Linked DNA regions of Mus musculus: all the other regions are linked to region 1. A link is a loop called in an ENCODE intact Hi-C map of the cell type or tissue named here. Cell type or tissue: left cerebral cortex. All regions are shown on one strand. Links, peaks and the distances in the headings refer to the core of each region. The heading gives the core; the rest is flanking DNA. Region 1 holds the start of Anks3 (ankyrin repeat and sterile alpha motif domain containing 3). Region 2 holds the start of Rogdi (rogdi homolog). Region 3 holds the start of Ubald1 (UBA-like domain containing 1).

Region 1 (7,320 bases), core at 1,561-6,560:
TCATACCACAGGTTCTACATCAGATTCTCCAGGAGCCAGATGACCTTTCCACTGCTAGTAAAACAGTGCGAGTTGGATTATTTAGCGCTATTTGCTGAATTTGGGTGTACAGCAAAATTTAGCTGTGTCTAGCTTCTCCAGGTCCTAGTTCCCCATTAATGGACATGTATGTCTAAAGGGTTGCTGCTACAGATGCACAGAAGCTGGGTGTAGTGGCATACCTCTGTAATCCCAGCACTGGGAAAGTGGAAGAGAGGCAGGAAGATCATGAATTTAAGGTCAGCCTGGATGACATAACAAGTTTAGGCCAGCATACCTACACAGAGATCCTCTCTCAATAAAAGCAAGGGTGAGGCCCAGAAAGATGGCTCAGGGGTTAGGAGTTTGTATTGCTCTTACAGAGGACCCAAGTTCAGTTCCTTGCACCTATGTTCAGTGGCTTACAACTTCCTATAACTACAGCGCCAGAGGACCCAACACTCCCTCCAGTTTGAAGATCTGCATTCATGTGTGAACATACGACCCACTCCGCCCCCAGATACATGCATACATATCATTTTAAGTCTTCTAAAACAAACCAGGGCAGGAGAGATGGCTTAGCAGTTAAGAGAGTGTACAACTCTTACAGAGGACCCGAGTTCAATTTCCAGCATCCATATGACACAACTCACAGCTGCCGCCAGGGGATTCAATACACTCACATGCACATGTCCATACAGAAACACACATATACATAATTTAAAAAAAAATGTTAGGGGCTGGAGAGATGGCTCAGCGGTTAAGAGCACCAAGTGCTCTTCCGAAGGTCCTGAGTTCAAATCCCAGCAACCACATGGTGGCTCACAACCATCCATAATGAGATCTGATGCCCTCTTCTGGGGCATCTTCTGAACACAGCTAAAATGTACTTACATATAATAAATAAATCTTTGAAAAAAAAAGTTAAGGTTAAAAAAAAAACCATAAAGACCAGGAATGCAGTGCATTTGCATCTCCACAAATCACATGGAAGGCTATATATAGTGATGCCTGACTTAATTATGGCACTTGGGGAGATGGAGACAGGATTGTGAGTTCGAGACCAACCTGGTCTAGAGAGAGTTCCAGGACTACAAGAGTGAAACCCTCTCTCAGAAAGGAAAACAACAAGGTAAAACAACAACAAAACAGCTGGGAACATAGAATTTGTCTCAAAAAAGAAAGGGGGGGAGGGGAAGAGGAGAGAAAGGACGAGTAGGACAGGGGAAAAGAAAACCCTAGCAGACTGCAGAATGCAATCCTGATGTTACTTGAGCAGGAATCCAGCTATGCAACCCTTTTATGTATAACAGATGAACACAGGATGACAGGTGTATGGTTAGGAGTCCTTTCTTCTGGGTAATCCTACTCAAACCAAAGCCTAGCCATTTATCTTCTAACAGATTCTTAAGTCTGGGAGCAATAGGAAGCTAGTACAGGACAGGAAGAGTTCTGAGAGAGGTCAGGTGCCCCTCTGCATAAGGCCTTCAGCCACGAGTCCGAGCCCTACCAAGGCAAAGTCTGTGGGGGTCGGAGGTGAAGGGAGAAGAGATAACGGCAGTTTACAGTGAGTAGAGCCTCAGTTTCACTTTCTGCTCTTACCTGTGCAATGGCCACTGTTTTGTTTTGAGACAAGGTCCCACTGTGTAGCCCTGGATGACTTAGAACTCAATGTGTAGGCCAGACTAAACTTGATGGCACAGATACACTTGTCTTTGCTGAGATTAAAGGCCTGTGCCACATACGTAGATAAATGGTCACTGGTACTAAGCATTGGTGGGGGCCACCTCAGTGATCCCAAGCCACTTTAAGTGGCTGAGTCCTTCCGGGACAATATCGCAGTGCTCTGGCAAGGTTATTACGCTGAGGTTGGAACTGACCCTAACCTGACCCAACAGAGTCAAGAGTAGAACAGCAGGGTGGGAAGACCCGGGCTTTGGCACTGAACCCACCTGGGTCCCATCTCGGGGTCAAGACCACCACAGGAGTGGCCTCAAGGATACAGAGCACCACAATATCCATACTCAAGAGTTCTGGTGAACCCAGAAGGAAGCCCGAAGGAAGTATGACCCAGAAGGTACTAATTCCCTCGAGGCCCTTAAACACTCTAGCATTATCCTGTGTTGGTGAAAGCTGGGCCTGGCAGCACAACTTCCAGACGAGGCAGAAGAGTCAAATCCCAAGCCTGCCTGGGCAACTTAGTGAGACTAAAATATTTTAAAAGTAGAAAGATGGGCTGGAGAGATGGCTCAGCAGTCAAGAGCACTGACTGCTCTTCTGAAGGTCCTGAGTTCAAATCCCAGCAACCACATGGCTCACAATCACCAGACAACTACAGTGTACTTAGATTAAAACAAATATGTTTTTAAAAAGTAGAAAGATTGTTGAGGATCTATCTCAGTGATAAGCACTATATATACACAACTTGCAAGGACATAAGTTTACTTTTAAAAGTTATAAAAAGGACAACATACAACAGTTTGCCAGTCTCACGATGAGTGATGTGTGTGGGCTGGTAAGGTGAAAACAAGGCCTGTATCCTGGAAACACCAGCTTCTCCTGCTGCAAGGCCTGCGCTCAAGTAGCACCTAACCTAGTCTGAACCAACAGAATGGACACGTGCTTCCCCAAACTGGAAACCATAGGCGGATTAGCAGAACCCTGGAAGAACTCACACCTGCAACTCCAGCTCTTGGGGGGCTGAGACAATAGGACCGCCTTTGAGTTCAAGGACAACCTGGGTAACATTAGATGCTTACACTAAAAACATCCAACCCGCCAGCGTAGTGGCACCGGCCTTTAATCTCAGCATCTGGGAGGTAGATCTCAGTGAGTCTGTGGCCAGCCTGGTCTACACAGTGAGACACGCCCACAATCTCAAAAAACCAACACCCCCAAAAAATCGATTCAAGTAAAATAAAAGTTTCTATGTCTTCTGCACCTCTCTCTCTCAGAATTTCAGTTGCAGCCCTGATAAGTTATTCTTAAAATTCTTAAATCTTAGTTTTAAAAAAAATTCTATTCTGGAGGCAACTGTCATTCCTCCAAGAGATCCATGAAGGCCTCGAGGGAGCCCCTGCAGCCCAAATGTACGACGCAGTTCCGACCCTAGCGGTCCCGGCGACTATGCACGACCGCAGGCTCCCGTGTGGCTCAGCAGTCTGGCCGACACCTCGCGTGACCCCTTAGTTTAGCACCACGGCGGCGGGCCCGTGTCCCCAAACCCTGCGACAGGCAAACGCCAGGGCTGCCCACCCGAGCAGACTCAGGGCGCCTTGGGCCCCACCTCTCAGAGGGCCCTGCCGCGGCCCGGCCTACCTTGCAAGGCCTCAGGTTCCCGGGCCACCCTCCAGCGACAGCGGCTCGCCCCTCACCGGCCGACAGCCCTGCGCCCGGCCCACCCCGGAAGTAATCCTCGCACGGCGCAGAGCATCCCGGGAAGGTGACGGACGTTCTGTTATTGACACGCCACAGCAGCCCATGAGATGGCAGATACCGGCCCATTCGCTCGGGAGCCAATCCTGAGGCAGAGAGGCAGGCGGCGAGTCGCCAGGCCGCCGTGGGTGGCCGTACTCAGCACGGGGACAAGGCAAGTGGGCGGGCGGAGCGGCTGAGGCAAGTGGGAGACCGCGGAAACCCACGCGACGATGGGTGGGTCCTGGCTGCGGGTGGCAGGGAATGAGACCCTCCCCTCGGCTCTAGCACGGACTGCCTCGTCCCGCTGCCTTCCAGTTCCCTTGACAACGACGCCTGGCGCGGGGCGGGGCGAGGCGGGGCCAACTGGCTTTGAGGAGAAACACTGAGCCGCTCGGTCTTCTGAGCTCCTCCATGCTCTTTCCTCTGCGGGTCAAGCCTTCCTTCAACCCTCCCCGCCTTGCACACCTAAAGGACGATCAGTCCTGGGCGGCCCCCTTCACTTCGGTGATTCTGTGTCCTACCGCCAAAGCCCCTGGTAGGAAACATCTTTTGGTGCGTATACCAAAAGCGTCTCCACCTGTGGTTCCCAATTCAGGACAGCCAAGCACCCGTCCTTGCTCAAATGCCCTAAGACCCCACTCACTCCTCTGACGCAGCTCTGGTTTGGCACCGTTAGCTGATCTGCTTGGTCCGCTTGCTAGGCCTTCACCCACAATCCTAAAGTCCCTCTGCCCCTGAGGACTGAACGTGTTTTCTTTAGGGTGAGATATAAAAGGTGGAGCTGAGCCAGCGACTGGATTATAGAGACTCATTTGAGTGATGACTAAAAAAAAAAATCTCTTGAATAATGGATCTTAAACCTCTAATTCTAAAGATTATTTTTAATTATATTAATGAATTAGTTTGTATTTTAATTATGTGTATGGGTGTGAAGGTGGGTATGTGTACTCCAGTGCAGATACGAGTGGACGCCAGAGACGGGCTCTCCCTGAGGTTAAAGTTGCAAGTAGTTGTGGTTTTGGAAACTGAATTGTGATCCTCTATGAGAGCAGTAGAGGACACCACCATCTTGTGCACTCATGACTGCACATACCCACACATACAGTCCTGCTACCAAGTGACATAAGTTTGCAGAACCAGAAGGAAATGGGTAGAAACTAGAATTTTTGCGGGTGCATTTTCATCTACAGCTGATCAAGGCTTTGGGAAGGCTACCAATGCTAGTTTCTCCTTGAACACCCAGACACTGCCACCTCACCTTGTGTGCTCCACAGGACTCCTTGATGATGACAGACGGTGTCCTTTGAGTCCTGGCCCCCATGACATCCAAAGACAAAGCAGTGATGTCCTTGCCAGTTTCTCCCTGGGATGCCATCCTTGAGGCTGCCAAAAACCAGCTTCCATCTCTGGATTCAGACTCGTCCCTGGTGAGCAAGAGCTTTCTCCTGGATATTAACTGCCAGCCTGGGCAAGGACAGCTTCGGGCACTCCTCTACAGACCCCACTTTGGTCTATGGACTTTATTTTCACTCATCAGTGTCTGGGATTACTTCTGGGTATCCACTTCTTCCAGGCTTCTCTCTGGGTTTGCCAGAACTCTTGAGTGTGGATATTAGTGCTCTGTATCTCCAAGGCCACTCCTCCTGTGGTCCTAACTCCCAGGTGGACTCGGTACCAAAGCCCTGGACTTCCCACCCTGCTGTTGGACTGCTCTCAACTCTGTTGGGTCCGGTCGGGTCCAGCTCCAAGCTCTGAGAGTGATAACCTTGCCAAGGCCACATGGTATGGTCTGGGAGGGATTCTGCCACTTGAGGTGAGCCGGGGGGTCACTGACAGTATCAGTGGCCATTTATACATGTGAGAGGGATCCATTGTGATCCACTGGTCAGACGCTCAGCACATAGGTTGGCACAGGACATTTCAAGTGAAGAGCAAGGATTCTAGAAGCAAGGTGACTAGTTTGTGCCTCTTCACTACCGTTGTTCAGTGCTGGCTTTAATGCAGTGTCCATTGTATGCATTAATGCAGCATCTGTTGTGTGCATTAACACAGCACATCCATTGTCTAATTAATGCAGCATCCGTTGTGTGCAAGGCTTGCATATGGCCTGTGAAAAACGAAGCCCACATCTCACCAACAGGAGGTATGCTGCCAAGCCTGTTTTCAAATTGGCAGCAGAAAGCAGCACAGAACAAGGCCCTTTGTCGAGAACTGATCTTTCCAGACCTGCTCCTGGGCAGGATGTGCAAAGTATGACTGCCTTTTCCTCTAAAGTGCCCTGGTCTCTCTGCAGTCTGACTGTGAGGAAGAAGAGCTCTTCATCTTTCAGCGGAACGAGCCCGTCCTGATTCCAGACCTGACTGAGGAGCTGGCTGAAGACCCTGTTGGTGTCGATGAGTCAGGGACCTGGGTTACTGCAGGGAGGAGTCCTTCACCTGAGGTCTGTAGGACACTGGCCTTGGGAACTCTGGAGGGGAGGGGAGGGAGGTCGTCCCAAGTCTCATAAGGATTCCACGAGCAGTGGAATGGTTAAACCACTGGTTTTGCCTCTCTTCCTCCCACAAGGACAGCCTGGCCATCGGGTATGTAGCACATGAGCACGCCCTCCCTCAGAACTAGGAGCACATTTGATTTTCTCTCTGATTTCCCACCCTGATCTGTGTTGTTTTCTACCAAGACATTTTATATTGTCTGGCCATTGTCAGAGCTGCATGTCTCAAGTGTCTCTCCATAACCTAGCTAATTCATAGCTGAACTTATGTTCAGCTACTAAGTGATCCAGCAAGGAAAAGAAGGGGTTTGTTCCACAAATACCTGCACAGTGGTGCTTAATGCTACCCTAGTAGGAGATCAGGGAGAATTGGGAAACAAACAGGAAAGGCCACAACACAAGCTCTAGGCGCCTAGTTGCAGGAACTACCAATACCATAGCTATAATCATCTCTCTGCCCCACATCCCTGGGAGAGACCAAGACCTCTATGTAAACTCAAGCAATCATCCAGAGCTGGTGGAACAGGCATGTAATATGAGCTACTTGGAAACTGAGGCAGGAGCATCAGAAGTTAAAGGCAGGGGCTGGACAGGATGATTCAATAATTAAGAGAGCTTGCTGCTCTTGCAGAAGACCCAGGTTTGGTTTCCAGAACTACATGGTAGCTTACAACCACTTTTCACTCCAATTCTAACAGATCAGGCCCCCATCTTTTGGCCTCTGTAGGCTCCAGCACACACATGGTACACATAAACACACGTACATATATATGTACAATTACGACTAATACTGGAGGTGGTGCTACATGCTTTAATCACAGCACTCAGAAGACAAAGGCAGACAGATCTCTGAATTTAAGGACAGCGAGGGCTAGCTGAAACAGAGAAACCCTGTCTCAGAAAAGCTGGTAGGTAGGTAGGTAGGTAGGTAGGTAGGTAGGTAGGTAGGTAGATAGATATTCACATCAGTGGCTTGATGATGAGAATGGTTGCTATCTACTGATCCCACCTGAGGCATTTTATCCTTGGCAACCCCATCCTGTCAGACCTATTAACACTTGTTGACGTTGCTGTGGTGAAACATACTTCCCAATGAAAACACTGTAGAATCCAAAACCCATTTTAAAGGCTAAGCTGGGCTCCAGGACCCACTCAGCTCTGGGTAACCTGTCTCTGCTCAGTTAATCTTAACATCATTGAAGCAAGCTGGATCTGTGAGGGCTGAAGAGGCTCTCCGGACCCGTCTCCACCATCTCCATTGCCTGAAGGCCAGCCCTCAGAGGAGCAAGTGTAGACAACACCCCTTACACTCCGCAGGAGGATCTGGGAGGCCAGCTGGGGCTCTGGCCACTTTAGGTCACTTTTTTGGTTTGTTTGGTTTGGTTTTTAGAGAT
Region 2 (7,320 bases), core at 952-5,951, 49 kb after region 1:
GCTCCCCATAATCTCTATGTGCTGGCTGCTAGATTGGACACCACTGGCGGGAAACTGTGTTAACATATTGGGGGACAGGATACAGGCCAAGAACCCAACCCAGAAGCCTGCAGAAAACCACCCAGGCACAGAAATCCCCCTGGCTGGACCTCTCAGTAGAGACTTCTTTCTTGGGGTAGGGGCTGTCTGAGGTACTGACCGTGAGGCCGCTGGCAGCAATCTCCGGCAGGGTGAGGGTGGCTGGGGTAGTGAGCCGGCTTCTGGCTCTAGTCAGTTGCAGCATAACAGCATCCATGAGCTGGGGAGGGGCAGGTGGCCACTGCTACTTTGGTGGCAGCAGCTGGGCTCCCCTGTGTCCCAGCCCAAGCCCCTAGCATCGGCAAGCAACATCTGTAGATTCTGTTGTTGCCAGGTGACCATGGTTCCCATGGTTCCCAGGCCTAATCTACAAGCTTAGCAGATGCTGTAATTCAGGTCATAAGCTAACACATGTGGCCAGATCCCTGAGTCATGGCTGGGAAGGAGCAGCTTCCAAAGAAGCCTGGGACAGGATGCAAGGCGCCGACACGGGAAGAGTACCTTGAGGACCTCCGCTCCTGTCTTGAACTGGTAGCTCTCATCCCGGTTTGCTAGGAGATAAATAGCTTGGCTCACATGGTTCCTGGCATCCTGGATCTGGAAACAGCCCCCCACGCCCCACCCACAGAAACAAAGTCTGTCAGTTTCAGGGAAGCCACATTTCTGGGTCTTGAGCCTGATCCCAGAACATGGGGCCCACTTGAGAGGCTAAGCTCCCAGGAGAAGGTGGTGCCATCTGTGGTCTTGACCACCTCCAAAGCTGGAGTATTTGAACCTGGATGGCCAGGACAATCATGGCAGCCAAGGCATGCTGGCTCTTGCCCCTGTGTAAGTCACTGCTCAAAAGATAAGCCCTAGTACACCCATAAGGTAAGTGTACGAGGCTCAAGGGCAGAAACAAGCGTGCCCAGGTGCCCAGGGAGAGCAAGGAGGGGGACCTGTAAACCAGCTTCAGATCAGGGTGTGTGTGCGTGTGCCCATGTGTGTCACATGGCCTGTGGGTAGGCAGAAAGCTTGTGGTTGATTCACAGTACATGGGAAGCCCCTGTTAAGTGACATTCAAAGGGACCTTCAGCTGTCCTAACATGGCCAGAGTCGCAAAACTAGGGCTGGTTTCACATCCCTAATGTGGAGCAGACTCTGCCCCCCCCTACCCCCAATTCTGCTATATTTGCTGTGGTCGCAAAGTCCCCACTGCAAGACTTGTCCAGGGAGGCCTTGGCTCGGGCCTGCCTTGGGCCGCCCAGGCTGAGTGCTGGACCTCACCTGCTGCAGCTTCCACTGCTTGTCTTCCCGGAAGGCCAAGTGCAACAACTGGTTGTTCCGAGGCATCTTCAGGTTCACATCCTGTGAGCCAGCAATGCAGTGGGGGGATGGCTGAGGCCCTAGGCGCCTCAGCCAGCCAGGAGGGAGATAAAGAGGAATGTCAAGAAATAGGAACTCAGACCCAGGAAGAACCACAAAGTGGTGGTGGTGGTGGTGGTGGGGGGGGGGGCGAGAGAAGCTGAGAAAGGGGAAGAGCTGGACAGGAGGTAGTGGTGTAGTCTGAACCGTGGGGACGGGCTGTCCCCCAGGGCCTTTGAGGCCTTAGATCAGAGGGTGGTGGCTCATTCAACTTTGATGCGGGGCCAGCCTGCCTAGGCTTCCAAAGTTTGTATTTCACAGGGTCCAGATGCCAGGCTGAACTAAGTGTAATGCCATCAGGTTCTTGTCCTTCCCCTCCTGGGATCTAAAGCCTATCTCATGAGGTAGTGTGAGGGTTGCCTGTGACATTACAGACATACAAGGAAACAGGTCAGAGACAACAAGGGTCAGAGCCAGGGTCACAGAGCTAGCTGGTGGCAGAGCTAAGCCATCACCATCCTTGTCACCAGCTGGACTGTTGGGGGACTCACCGCTTGGCTGAGGGCATCCCCTTGCAGAGTCAGAGTCCCTTTCACCTGGTCTGTGCTGTAACACACACGAGTCAGAGGAGCGCCTGCTACTGCTCCCTCCCCTTGCAGGCTGCCCCACCGTACCCTGGGCATTTCCTCCCCCCAGGTGTACACCCCTTCCAAAGGCTCCTGCCCAACCCAGCTCACCCACAGCTGCCCAGGATGAAGTTCTCCTGCTTGGCAGGGCCCTCGGTGCTGGGGCCTGGGAGAGTGAAGCGGAGAGAGGCCTCCTGTGGAAGACAGCGCAGTCCCAACACCTCACCTCAGTCTGGCCAGTGTTCCATTCCAAGGCCTGGATACTTTGCCAGGTTAGCAGGGGAAGGGACGAGGAGGGCAGGCCTGACCTGGCCCCTCTGCCTCTGCCCTACTAAACCTCCAAGATTTTATGAGCTCAGACCCGTTCATTCCAGTCCTGAGTATATCATGAGCAGCCAGGTGGAACACAGAACAGAGAGGCACAGTGCCTAGAAAGCTGGAGTGCTGTGATATGTGTGGGGAGCAGAGTCCCCGAATCAGACAATCAGTAGTCACAGTAACAGGCTTTGCTAGGTTACTGTCCTAGGCATTCTGTGAGATAGTTTATTTATCTTCACAAACAGACGTGTGAGCCTGGTTAGGGTAAGGGAACAGGCTCAGAAATCCGGGTAACTTGGCTGAGATCACTTCAGAGCTCGGATTATCAGTGTTGTTTTGAGACTGTTTTGTTTGAGACAGTGTTTCACAATGGAGCCTAAGGCTGGCTTCTAACTCATGAACCTCTAGCCTCACTCTTCCGAGTGCTGAAATCACAAGCTTTCACCACTACCCTGCTTGCTCACAGATAAATGTCAGTTTCGAAGATAGTTCACACTCAAGACCTGGTGCCCACTGCTTGTGTAATTACATGCCAGCATGTCTGCGTCTGAACTGTACTCTCAGAAGTGGGTATCTGCACGGGTCACGCTCAGCATCTGCTGTGTGCGATTGGCAGGACCCGGTGGATAGGAAGGATGGCAGGCCGGGCGGGACCAGCGGGAGCGTTACCTTGAGGATGTCCTGCAGCTGTCTCAGCACGGCGTGCACCTCAGCGTGCAGTAACCAGCGAAACTCCTCCTCCTGCGGACAGCGCGGCGTCAAACCCATCCCATCCCCGCCGCCGGTCGGCTGGCCGCCCGCCGCCCCCTGCCCGCCGAGCGCGTCCCACCAGTACTGCCCGCTCCGCGGCGCTCGCAGCCATCGCGGTCGCCATCCTCCTAGCCGCGCACCGTCTCTGAGGTCTGTAGTCAGGAGCTTGGCGCGCAACGCCCGCCCCTTTTTCGCCTCCTCCCGTGACCGATTGGCAAATAGGGCACAAGCTCCGCCCTCAAGCCGGCTACGCCTCAAGCGACTGGCTGTAGCTTCTAGTCCTGGCTGGTGAGTGGCTAGACGGATAGGCCACGCCTCGCCTTCTATCCGCCCGCCTCAATCCCTGTTTTTCAGCAGGGACCCGGGCTTTGGCCACCACTGATTGGTCGGCGGGGCCGTCCATCAAGTTATTCCAGTATTGTCCGGCTAGATGGAGCCCGCCCAGGGTTCCACCGGGAAAGAATCAGGTGAGTTGGCTCCTACCTAGGTCCCCCTAGCATTTGGGTACAATGATACAGTTATGGTACCAAGAAATGTTTTATTTTTTTTTCTTGCAGTAGCTTTGTTAATTGCACAAAATCATGTTTTGTTTTTTTGCCATTTAAACATTATCACACAATCCTATTCTGAAAGACAAATGTTCATTAAAAACAAAGTGAAAATAAAAATTCACAACCGTAATCACCTAGATCTGTCATTTCAAGGAAAAGCGGGAGTAGGGGCTTTCTTACAAGCATTTCCACAGTGTCACATTTTCTCCATAAAAGGAAAGGGTTTCAAAATGAAAGGTGAAATAGCTTAAACAGAAATAGTCATAAAAAGGAACTTTACAGAATTGTCAACAATATTAAGACAACATTGACTAACCGGTTTTCTTACAGCATCTTCCCCACCCCCAGCCCCCAGGACCAAGACAGGCTGTGTCCAGACAGAAACTGTTCAGCATCCCAGTGAATGGACAATTGCACTGAACTCCACAAGCATCCCCTGCCCCGTGCCCATGTCCTGAGATCCTTATCCCAGATGGAAAAGTTAAATCGTGGCTTTGAAAATCCAAACTCATGAGGAGGAAGGCTTCCTCGGGTGATTCCTCTCGTGTGACATTCTAAGCCTCTCTGGTCCCCTCTTCAAGGAGAAATGCTTCAAGTCCCAAAAAACCCAGAACTTGGAACCACTGGCAGAAGTAAGGTTCCTCATCAAAAGCCCAGCCTAGGAAATGCTCATCTAGGAAATGCTTATTATTGGTGTTGATCAGGCTGGGGCTGGGTCAAAAGAGGATGGGACAGAAATATCTCCATGGAAGGAAAAGGGGAAGAGGGACATGCAGGGGACCTGTGTAGAGCAGGCTGAACAGGTAGCCCAGCTCAAGAGCCTGGCGTAATGGAAACAGGAAGGAGCCGCCCATACACTTCACTGCTCCCAAGGCCCTTACGGCCCCTTCCCTTGGGCTGGAATGCAAATCCAAATGAAACCTCCTGGGAGGAACAGGCTCAGGACAGAAGACTGTAGACTCTGCTCCCCCTGAAGAGGGGTCTATGTGGCTATGCTGGTCTCTCTTCAGTTCACAGAGACACTCTGGGAGCTGCGGTGTAATGGTAGTGTCTACAGGAAAATCCTCCTCAGCTGGTGATCCACAGAGCCTCCTCAGGGAATCTGTTGGTTCATGATGGCTGAGGGGCCTCTCCTTTCAGGGGCCCAGTGGGGGCCAGTCTCTGTCCTGGGGAAGTTGAAAGCTTCCAGTGCTCCCTGTCAATTCTAGTCCCTCCAGTCTCTTGACCAGAAGGGGGCTAAGCTTGCAAGAACAGCCAGGCAGCAGTTTCTGGGTAGCTTCTATCCTGGGTGTGTGTGTGACAGAGACAGAGAACACAGAGGAACAGAGAGAATCCACAACCTCCTGCTCCAGGGTCAATCAAGGCCCAGCTCAAGAGCTTCTTCACAGCCACCAGGAGAGATAGATCCTCTTATCCCTGGCCAGGGCCTCAGGGAGACAGGGTGCTGCTGTGTACTGTGCTGATGCAAGTTTCAAAGTCTGTATAAAAGGAAATGGAGACAGGTGACTGGTCCAGAGCTAGTCCCAGAACCCTGACCCCACACTGGGAGGGGAGGTCAGAGGGAAGATGGGAGGGTAGATGGGCAGGCAAGGCTTAGTGTATGTAGGCTCGGTACACGGCAGACATATCATTGTCAGACTGGTCCAGTGCCTTGGCTCTTTTGTATACCTGAAAAAAAAAAATAAAAGAGGTAGAGGTTGGTCTCTAGCTACAGAGCTACTATGTGGTAGAGCCCTGATTCCTGGAGCCATTTCCAGATGGTTCTAGCCTGTTGCTTAGCAGGCAGGACCTAGAGCTTGAGATATGTGGGTATGAATACTGGCTTGATGTGGAGCAGATGGCCTAGCCTGTGGGCTTCTGCCACAGCCCCACCTGAAGAAGGAACAGTCACAACCCTCATGGCTCTATTTATACGCAGACATGTGAAGTGCTCAGTGCTGTTAGGAGTCAAGGTGACAGCCCTCAATGCAGTCTTCCGAGGATGTTGTATTATACTCAGGATCACTGTGCCCTTTCTTAAAAAATGGCTGACACCTCCCAACCAACCTTTCCAAAGGCTCCTTTGTGCTCATCAACACAGCAGCTGTGCCCATTGATATACCAGCTATCTCTGTTTTATTACCTTAGAGCCTACATACATTATTTTATTACTTTTGTTTTATTCAGTTATAAAATTTATTTTATTATTTCATGTGTCTGTTTGCCTGCATGTATGTCTGTGCACTATGTGGGTGCCTGGTGCTCTCAGAGGGGTTTGGATCTCCTGGAACTAGAGTTACAGATGTATATGATCTGCCATATGGGTGCTGGAATTTGAACCCCGGCCCTCTGGAAAAGCAGCTGGTTCTCTTAAGTCCTGATCCATCAGCCCCAGGGTTTGGGTTTTATTGTTGAGACAGGGCTTTCCTTACAGCCTACAAGGATCTCATGTTTGTTTGTTCTTCCTTTTATCTTCCCACTATGTAGCCCCAGCTCTCCTGGAATTCACTATATTACATTTGGCTTATTTATTACTATTGTTTTAAAGACAGGGTCTCACTCTGTAGCGCTGGCTGGCTCATTATGTAGACTAGGCTTGCCTCTAACTCACCGGTCAGACTGCACCTGCCTCCTGAGGTTTGGGATTAATGGTGCCATTGATTGTTATGTGTGCGGGTGTTCTGCCAGTGTCTGTGCACACTTTTAACTGCTGAGATTTTCTGCCAGCTCAGCCTCCCCAAACTGTATTTATTATACTCTTTACAGTCTTTACTTGTTTAAAAGCGTCAAGCTTATTTTGTGTTTCCATTAAAATGTAAGTGATGTGAATGAAGATCGGAGGCGCTGCTTGTATCCCAGCATGTTCCAGAACCCAGAGCAGGGTCTAGCAATAGAAGCCATCCAAGACTCTGGGGACTGCATGAAAGCTTGAAAAGAATCAAAGCCATCGTGTGAAAGGCAACAGGGCACCCAGTTTTGCTGAGGTGATGCGCAGCTGAGCAGTCTAAGCAGGGCCACTGTAAAGGAGAACACGCACATTTCTGTCATATCTGTTAATGCTCAAGGAAGGCTGAGCAGCTTTCTAGACTGAACACCAAGAACACCATCACAGGCAGGAACCGATGACCCATCTCTCCAGTCCTAAAAAGTGATTTTAAAAGAGAAGAAATTAAGTGGAAATTAAAATTCTAGCTACTGGGCTGGAGAGATGGCTCAGTGGTTAAGAGCACTGACAACTCTTCCAGAGGTCCTGAGTTCAACTCCCAGCAACCACATGGTGGCTCATAACCATCTGTAATGGGATCCAATGCTCTCTTCTAGTCTGTCTGAAGACAGCTACAGTGTACTCATATATATATAAAATAGTAAAAATAAATCTTAAAAAAAAAAGTTCCAGCTACTTAGGAGACTGATGGGAGAGACATATGTGAGTGCAGGCATGAAGAAGGTGCCAGGACAAGAAAGACTCCTTTTCCAAAAGAAACTTTTCTAATGTGCCCATGTGGTATAACATATTATGGTATGTGAAATGATGTGACTGGAGCAAGCACTGTAATTGGTAAGTAGATACTGAAGATGGATAAAAATGCAAGCCCCATCCATAGGCTGTGTAAACATGACACAACAGGCAGGTAATGCTGGAATACTAGCAGCACTATGGAGATTAAGGCAGG
Region 3 (7,320 bases), core at 1,422-6,421, 85 kb before region 1:
AGAGCCAGTGTTCGAGACAGTGTTCTCCAGGTTCTGCAGGGCCCAAGTTGCCCACACATTCCTACCTCACTTGAAGAACGCCTTCATTCCAGTGACCATCCTCCTCCACCTTCCTAGGTGTAGCCAGTAAGTTCAGCCTCCCCCTACTTGGACAGGGAGCCACCAGTACTGCCACTTTGGGTTTCCAGGGGACACTTACCATCTGGTGGTGGTGGCTGTAGGGGATGTTGGTCTCCTGGAAAAAGGTGCTGAGGGCTGTCTGCAGAGAGAAAGGCTGTGCTTACCCTCCAAGACCTGTCCAACCATCCCCGAGGGACAGGGTGAACTGAGGTCCAGCAGTGTGTCTGTGACCATCACACAAGGAGGTCTCATGGGACTCCCAGCAGTGAAGACGCTTACAATATCGCTTCCCACCAGTCAGGTAGCTGGGGTCTCATGAACCCTTGCCCCACACCCTAACATTGTCACTGTGGCTTTTCTGGACTCTACTGTGGCCTGGGTCTGTCACCTCAACTGGAGGGGTGTGTGTTGGGAGGAATCCCCACCCTTCTCTGAGTCTCTGTATCATATGTACTGGGGGACTCTCAAAGAGTGAGTCTCAGTGTAGAGGGTGGAGACTTCTTAGCATAACTTCCATCTCTGGAGGGATGTCCCTAACACGAACAGCTAGAGGGTGACCCAGAAACTGAAGACTGCTTCCATGACAGCTTTTGGGACAGCTCCTTAGCCACCTGTTGTTCTGAGCTACAGCCTCTTCAAGCAGAAATAGGGCAAAATAGGGGCATACCATCAAAGCTAGAATTGGTGTCCTCCATTTTACAGACAGGAAAACTGAGGATGAAGTGGCTTAAGACCCTGGGCTAGCACGAGGTGGGAATAGGAACAGAACCCTGAACTGGGACTCTAGGCTAACACTCAGGACTGGCCAAAAAGTGTGGTGAAAGAGGACTTGGTGTAGCTGGGCGTGGTGGCGCACACCTTTAATCCCAGCACTCAGGAGGCAGAGGCAAGTGGATTTCTGAGTTGGAGGCCAGCCTGGTCTACAAAGTGAGTTTCAGGACAGCCAGAGCTGTAGAGAAACCCTGTCTCGAAAAACCAAAAAAAAAAAAAAGAGGACTTGGTGTAAAAGCCTGTGTCACTGGGGAAGGGAGCCCCAGGGTGGCCTCAGGGAACCCAAAGGATAGCGTCTGTACTGACCGTATCCTGCCTTGGCCTGATTCAGGAAAAGAGGAAACTGGATGCTGTTGTGAAAGTGCTGGGTGAGCACGGTTATCAAGTGGGTGAGGGGTCCCCTGGAGCCTGCTAAGCTTCAGCCTAGGCAGTACCACTCCTCACTCCAACCCAGAACAGCAGGAGGCCAGGCCAGCCAGCAGGACTGGGAGCCCCTTGCCTCTGATTTCACACAGAAACCCAGGCTGAGACCAGGCTTGCTCTTTTATTTTTCCAGTATATTCCAATGAATTATTCTGGGAATGCCCTGCTGGTGGTGCCCAACACCAGTGTTCCCAAGCAGTGGAGTGGGGATGAATCTGGGGTCACTCAAGGCCTCCTAGCAGGGGCAGCTGCTCCTCTAGCCCAGGACCCCAACATGACACACCCGTACTGTCCTCCAAAGGGCAGTATAGAGAAGAATCTGGCCAACTACACAGAGGTGTGTGTGTGTGTGTGTCCCCCCCCCCTCCCCGCCTCTGCCCCCATTAGCACCTGAATCTGAGAATGTGACCCAGAAACACTGCCTGGAGTATGCTACCAACCAGGAGGGTGGGGGAGGGCTAACCATGAGGAACCCCTCACACCTAGGCAGATGCCTCAGGTCAAGGGGAGCTCACAGCTTATTCTTCACTTTGTACCCGGTGACAGGGAGACTCTGCAAGCCCAGAGCACAGAGAACTTACCCATGTCAGTCAGCCTGTTTCCAGGCTGCAGGAAGTCCCTGCTCCTCCTGAAGACAGTTTTCCCTAATCTTGGTAGCCATATATCTCAGTCCATCCCCCTCCAGCCTGCGCCACACTGAGAGAGGGGCCGAGTCTTCCACACGGCCCATTTCCCATGAGACACCTGCCTGCCTGCCCAGCCTGGGGCAAGGACCTGCAAGCAGAGCCACTGGGCTCCAGCAACTGCCATGAATGTGGTTTTACAAGTTTTACCACATCCAACCCAAGAGACAACAGGGCAGATTAAGACTGTTGCAGAGCTGAGCAGTAAGGCACTTCCCTGGGGTGGGGCTGCAGGGGGAGGGGACAGAAGGCAGAGCGTTCAGGCCTCAGAGGCTGACAAGCACTGCTACCTCCAGGGGTAAGCAAATCCAGGCTAAAGGAAGAAGCCTTCCCTCTCTTGCATAGGGACATTGGCCTGGAAGTCTAGCAGGGAGTAGATAAACAGATCGAAGGCTTGGTATCCAGAGCTGGAAGGGCTACAGTCTTCCCAGCCTGGGGAGGTTCTGATCCTGCACCAGGAAGTTAAGCCTTGGTCTCCACTTCCTGGCTTTTCCTACTGAAAATGGGATGGTTCCCACTGGGAAGCCAAGCTCTGGGGTCTCCAACTGGGCACAGAATACTAGACTGGCTCTGGTTGTGACTCACACATGTACCCACACAGCTACAAGCCAGAGAGTCTCATCTCGATACCCACAAGTGGTGAATGTGGGGTTTTGAGTTAGAGGAACAGAGGCATCTTAGTAACACAAAAGACTGGGCACATAATCCTACCGGTCAAGAGAAACCTGGGAGTAGATGAGAGCCAGACTGACCTTCCCATCTTCTGTCTAAAATGCCCTAAAATAAGTGAACCGTATACAGTACACCATCCCAAGATACAGGTTCCTTTGTCAGGCCCGAGGATACCCAGGTCTTCATAAGGATCCCGCCCCGGTGACACCTTTGGAGTGGGCTACACACATACAGACTCTCGTAATTTACTCTGAGGATCCAGCACACCACCCATACACTCCATGACGTATATGAACATACACCGCACCATACCCAGCACGATTACCATCAGCAAACCACCACCTATGTACACGCTGCACACACACACCAAACATGACACAAAGGTATCCTGTATCAGACACGCACTCGAGACGGGCTTTGAGTCCGCACACGCGCCCACATGCCCACAACCTTCGATGTGCCCTGCTGACGCCCAAGCGCGGTGCGTGCGTAAATACAAATCCACATGTACGTGTGCGCACTCCCGCAAACCGCCCACCCGGCACACCGACCCTGAGACCGCTCTCTCCAAGCGACTCCGCCTCCGGCACGGCCCTGGGCGTCTTCCAGGCGGCTGTCTCCTCCTCAGCCGTTACCGGGACCGGGGGGGGGGGGGTGTTGGGGGAGGGTATCCAGTCCTGATAGCGGGGTTTCCGGGGCTCTGGCCTGGCGGTCGGTGATGCCCGCAGCCGGCACCCCGGCACGTGTCCACACCGCCCGCGCCCGTCCCCGGTTCCCCTACGCACCTCGAACTGCCAGTGGGCCGCTTGTAGCAGTTGCTTCGCCTGATCGGCCGCACAGCCCGCCGTCAGCACGAACTGGTTGATCATGACCTGGTGTTTGAGCTCGTCCATGTTCACGGACATGGCGCCGCCGTGCAGCCCGCTCCGGCCTCCCTGCGCGCTAGCCTCACGCGTCCACCATTAGCGAGCCGGCCCCGGCTAATACAAATATTTACTGTGCGCTCTGACTCACCGCGCCTCGCTGCCCCGCGGCCGGCGAAGCATGCTGGGATGTGTAGTCCGCGACGCCCCCGCCGAACGGACCGGGAAGGAGCGTGGACGCCCTCTCCCGAGCGATCTCAGTGGGGCGCGCAGCCCGTGCCCCAGGCTGAGAGGCGAAGTTGCGAACCAGGGACCATTGCACAAGCTTGCCTTATCACTGGGCCCTGGAGGTCCTGTGTGCTGCTGTGCTTAGCATCACAATATTAATAGGCGCGCTCTTAGGGGACTCTCTGATAGCTTTGGTCCTACTCCACTGCCCTAGGCTGAAACACTCCTAAAATCCTGAGACTTAGAAAACGCTCGGTATCGCAGAGCATCTGCCTTTCAAGGCGCTGCTAGAAATCACCACCTCCTGGAAGCATTCCAGAGCTCGCAAGGCATCTTTGCCTAACTCTTGGCCAGTCGTGCAGGAAGAGCGTCTTAAAAAAAAAAAAAAAAAAAAAAAAAAAAAAAAAGACAGCCCCTGCTCCGGAGCCTTGGCGTCCCCTTTCTTTCAACTCCCACTTTCCCACGCAAAAGAAAAACTTCCAGCAGCCTGCTGGCAAAAGGACCGCGCGGAGCACGTACAGAAACGGCCACGACTGCCATTCCCACAATGCCCCGGTTTATTTGCATCTTTCTGTCCCAGTGACGTCACCTGAGTGAGGTCGCGACTGTACCAATGGGCCGTCACGGGGTGTTAGGACCTGGCCATATAAGGTAAACAAAGCTGGCCGCCCAATGAGGCGGCGGCGGGGGCGGGCGCATCACGTGGCGTGGGGGCGGGGTCGGGAGCTGGGTGCGTGATTTCGCAGGCGGTGTTTACAGCCCCGCACATGCCACTTCCGGCTGACGTCGCGGTTGGTAGAGTGGCCGGTCGGACGTGGAAGAGTCGCCCAGAAGCTGGGGGGAGGAGAGGGCTGGCGTTGTCTTCTCGGCTGAGAGACGTTGCCCGGGTTCTTTGCTCTCACTGGCCTCACCTTTGACCTGGCCCCCTGTAGAACCAGCCGGGAGGGGAGGCGTTAGGTCCGAAAGCTTCATTATAGCGACACTGCCCCGAGGAAGTAAGCGCAGGCCTCGGAAGCCAACTGCGGGCTCTTGAGACGTTTTGATACACCTGATCCTTTGTTCTCGCTAGGACCGCTGAGGCCGTAAAGGTGTGGGGCCCAGTTGATACCTAGGGAAATGGAGTTCTATCTTGCCCTTCACTCCTAGGGGCTCTCCGATCGGGTGGCTGGAGGAAGATGGGAAGGAGGTGGGACTGAAAGATCCTTAGATAGGAAGAAAAGGAGGAAGAAACGAGGACGGGGAGCTTGGAAGGCTCTGAGTTATAGCTGCGAGTTTAGTTTATGGGTAGCAGCGGGACTAGTGAGTGTCTCCCTTTCTTAGACGTTTTGCCCATCTGTCCACACGAAGTAAGATTTCAGCCTCTTTGCTGCCTTTTGGAGAAACACTCAGCAGTAGTCTTTGCATATCAACAGTACCCCAATTTTTTTGCTTTTGCTGAGAATATGCCTTTATTTCTAGGAAGCATCATGCATGTGCTTTTGTTTGTTTGTTTTCGAGACAGGGTTTCTCTGTGTAGCCCTGGCTGTCCTGGAACTCACTCTGAACTCAGAAATCCGCCTGCCTCTGCCTCCCAAGTGCTGGGATTAAAGGTGTGTGCCACCACGCCCAACTATGCATGTGCATTATTATAGGCAAAACCAGCACACATGGAGATCACAGTAAAAGGCCGCTCTGATTTCACTGTTGCCATGGAGACTGTAACAAAGTCTGAAGGAAGGTGGGTAGGTTGTAGCCAGACAGACCTGGATGGCATTTTTGACTGTTGTTTCTTCGAAGTTCCACTCTTGTGTGGGAACTCTCCTCACTGTGCAGTGTGGGATGGATGAGCATGACAGACCTAGCAAAAGGCCTGGTACTCTGTGTACAAGACTTGGCATGCATCTCTTCTCGAGTCCTGCGTTAGCTACTGTAGGGAGTGTCATTCCCATTTTTATAGTAAGCAAGCTGATGGTGGATTTCCTTATACTTGTGACATTTGGAGCTAAAGAAAAGACCAGGCACCCAGTGAGCCAGCTATATCTTTCAGGCAAAGGAAGCTGAGTATTGGGTCGGGGGATCTTTTGTTCATGGATGTAGGATCACAGACAGGCACACCCTTCTACCTTATCTAGTCACCTCAGTGGCTTGCTCAGCCCAGAGAGAGCTACTGCATGCAGGCCTTGCACTGGCAGAACAAAAAGCTGACAGAAGGGAAGGTCACCCTGCCAGGTGATGAGTTACTCCAGCTAGCTTGTTTTTCCCAGCCGTGGCAGGGAAAGAAAACAACGTTGTTTTCAGCCACTATTTGCTTGGCTGGAGGGTGGACTTTGGATTTTTTAGCAGTCTGGGATGTGCCCTGGGAACAGGGCCAGAAGAGAATGTGAGAGAGAATAGGGCATTTCCAGCCTTCCCTTACCTGAGGTTCAGGTATGATGAGAAATGTCCCCATTCACAGAGCTAGTCAATGGAGGTGTGTTGCTGCTGCTGCTGCTGCTGCTGGTCTGCAGGCACCCTCTCTTCTGTCAGTTGATCTCCGTTGCCTTACTCATCATCTGGCACATAGTAGCTGCACAATAAATATTTGTTGAATAAAATTAATCCATTCAAATGTTGATAGTGGACAAACACAGAAGGATATTGCTGGAGGGGTTTGGAACTCCTGAATTCAAACTCTTTAAGAACACTGTTTAGTGACACTTCTGCTTGGTAAAATACCTGCTGTGCCCAGGTTCTCCATTTTCTTGAGACAACCAGAGCCCTCAGGACTTTTCCCTCTGTATGATCAGGGAAGGCAGGAGACTGAATTCAGAGCACTTTTGCATGTGCGTGCGTGTGTTAAAACATTCATGTAGCATATATACCATGAAATATGCATAAGAGTGTTAGGATTTCACAGGGAGAACTTTTCTTTTTTGATTTTTAAAGACTATACCAGGTTCAGATATCTTTAGCTCATTGATCAAAGAGTTCAACATATTTAAGGTAGGAAAAGTTTTTCCCACCTCACAGTTACAGGGTACCGTCTGCTGTGGCAGAGTAGTCAAGGTGGTGGGAGCTGAAGCAGCTAGTCACATGGCATCCAAAATCAGGAAAATAGGATCAACGCTCCAACTTATTTTATATTTTGTTTTATATTTATTTACTGTGTGTTTATGTGGGTGTGTGAATGCTATGGTGTAAGGGTGGAGTCAATTGCCTTCTACCATCTGGTTCTAGGGATCAGATGCAGGTTCAGTGGCAAGCACCTTTACCTGGTGTGCTCTCAGTGGCCCAGGCATCCCTATTTTATGCTGTCCTGGGTCCCGTTTAAGGAATGCTGCCACTCAGCACAGTTAAGATGTGTCTTTCTACATCAATGAAGACAAGACAGTCCCCACAAGCATGCCTAAGAGAGCAGGACCTATTAGATTGACAATTAGCACTAGCTATCACACCATCTATCAACTGTGTGACTGGAGTAGGGGCACTTTACTTTTATGTCTCCTCTTGTATAAATTGGGGATGAAAATAGAAAATGGCCGGGCGTGGTGGCACACGCCTTTAATCCCAGCACTTGAGAGGCAGAGGCAGGTGGATTTCTG

The links. A loop is a pair of places that touch in the nucleus more often than their neighbours do. Peaks named below come from ENCODE experiments on the same cell type or tissue, not always from the same donor. Only the 100,000 strongest peaks of a DNase experiment are listed, where the experiment ranks them.
Region 2: a loop joins it to region 1, with 2.8 times the contacts of the local background. A loop is called at or near these places in 18 of 42 quality-filtered maps.
Region 3: it touches region 1 in a loop (10-fold over the local background); 4 of 42 quality-filtered maps call a loop at or near these places.

What each region holds. Positions count from the first base shown.
Region 1 is chr16:4,960,784-4,968,103 of GRCm38, forward strand. It overlaps Anks3 (ankyrin repeat and sterile alpha motif domain containing 3), which reads right to left and starts at 3,454. Exons shown (of 17, transcript NM_028301.4): 1 at 3,337-3,454. It also overlaps 4930451G09Rik. In left cerebral cortex, for the core only: no CTCF peak of the experiment used is centred there; DNase peaks (open chromatin) are centred at 3,601 and 5,518; H3K4me3 peaks cover 2,475 bases; H3K27ac peaks cover 1,733 bases.
Region 2 is chr16:5,010,268-5,017,587 of GRCm38, forward strand. It overlaps Rogdi (rogdi homolog), which reads right to left and starts at 3,286. Exons shown (of 11, transcript NM_133185.2): 1 at 3,196-3,286; 2 at 3,036-3,107; 3 at 2,160-2,242; 4 at 1,974-2,028; 5 at 1,345-1,425; 6 at 580-675; 7 at 200-298. The coding sequence starts at 3,240. It overlaps Glyr1 (glyoxylate reductase 1 homolog (Arabidopsis)), which reads right to left. Exons shown (of 16, transcript NM_001079814.1): 16 at 3,635-5,335. The coding sequence ends at 5,261. In left cerebral cortex, for the core only: a CTCF peak has its summit at 3,219; DNase peaks (open chromatin) are centred at 2,503 and 3,396; H3K4me3 peaks cover 2,053 bases; H3K27ac peaks cover 1,926 bases.
Region 3 is chr16:4,876,163-4,883,482 of GRCm38, forward strand. Ubald1 (UBA-like domain containing 1) reads right to left here and starts at 3,689. Exons shown (of 3, transcript NM_145359.2): 1 at 3,455-3,689; 2 at 200-259. The coding sequence starts at 3,574. In left cerebral cortex, for the core only: CTCF peaks have their summits at 1,478, 3,761 and 4,008; DNase peaks (open chromatin) are centred at 2,215, 2,581, 3,090, 3,744 and 3 more places; H3K4me3 peaks cover 3,524 bases; H3K27ac peaks cover 4,042 bases.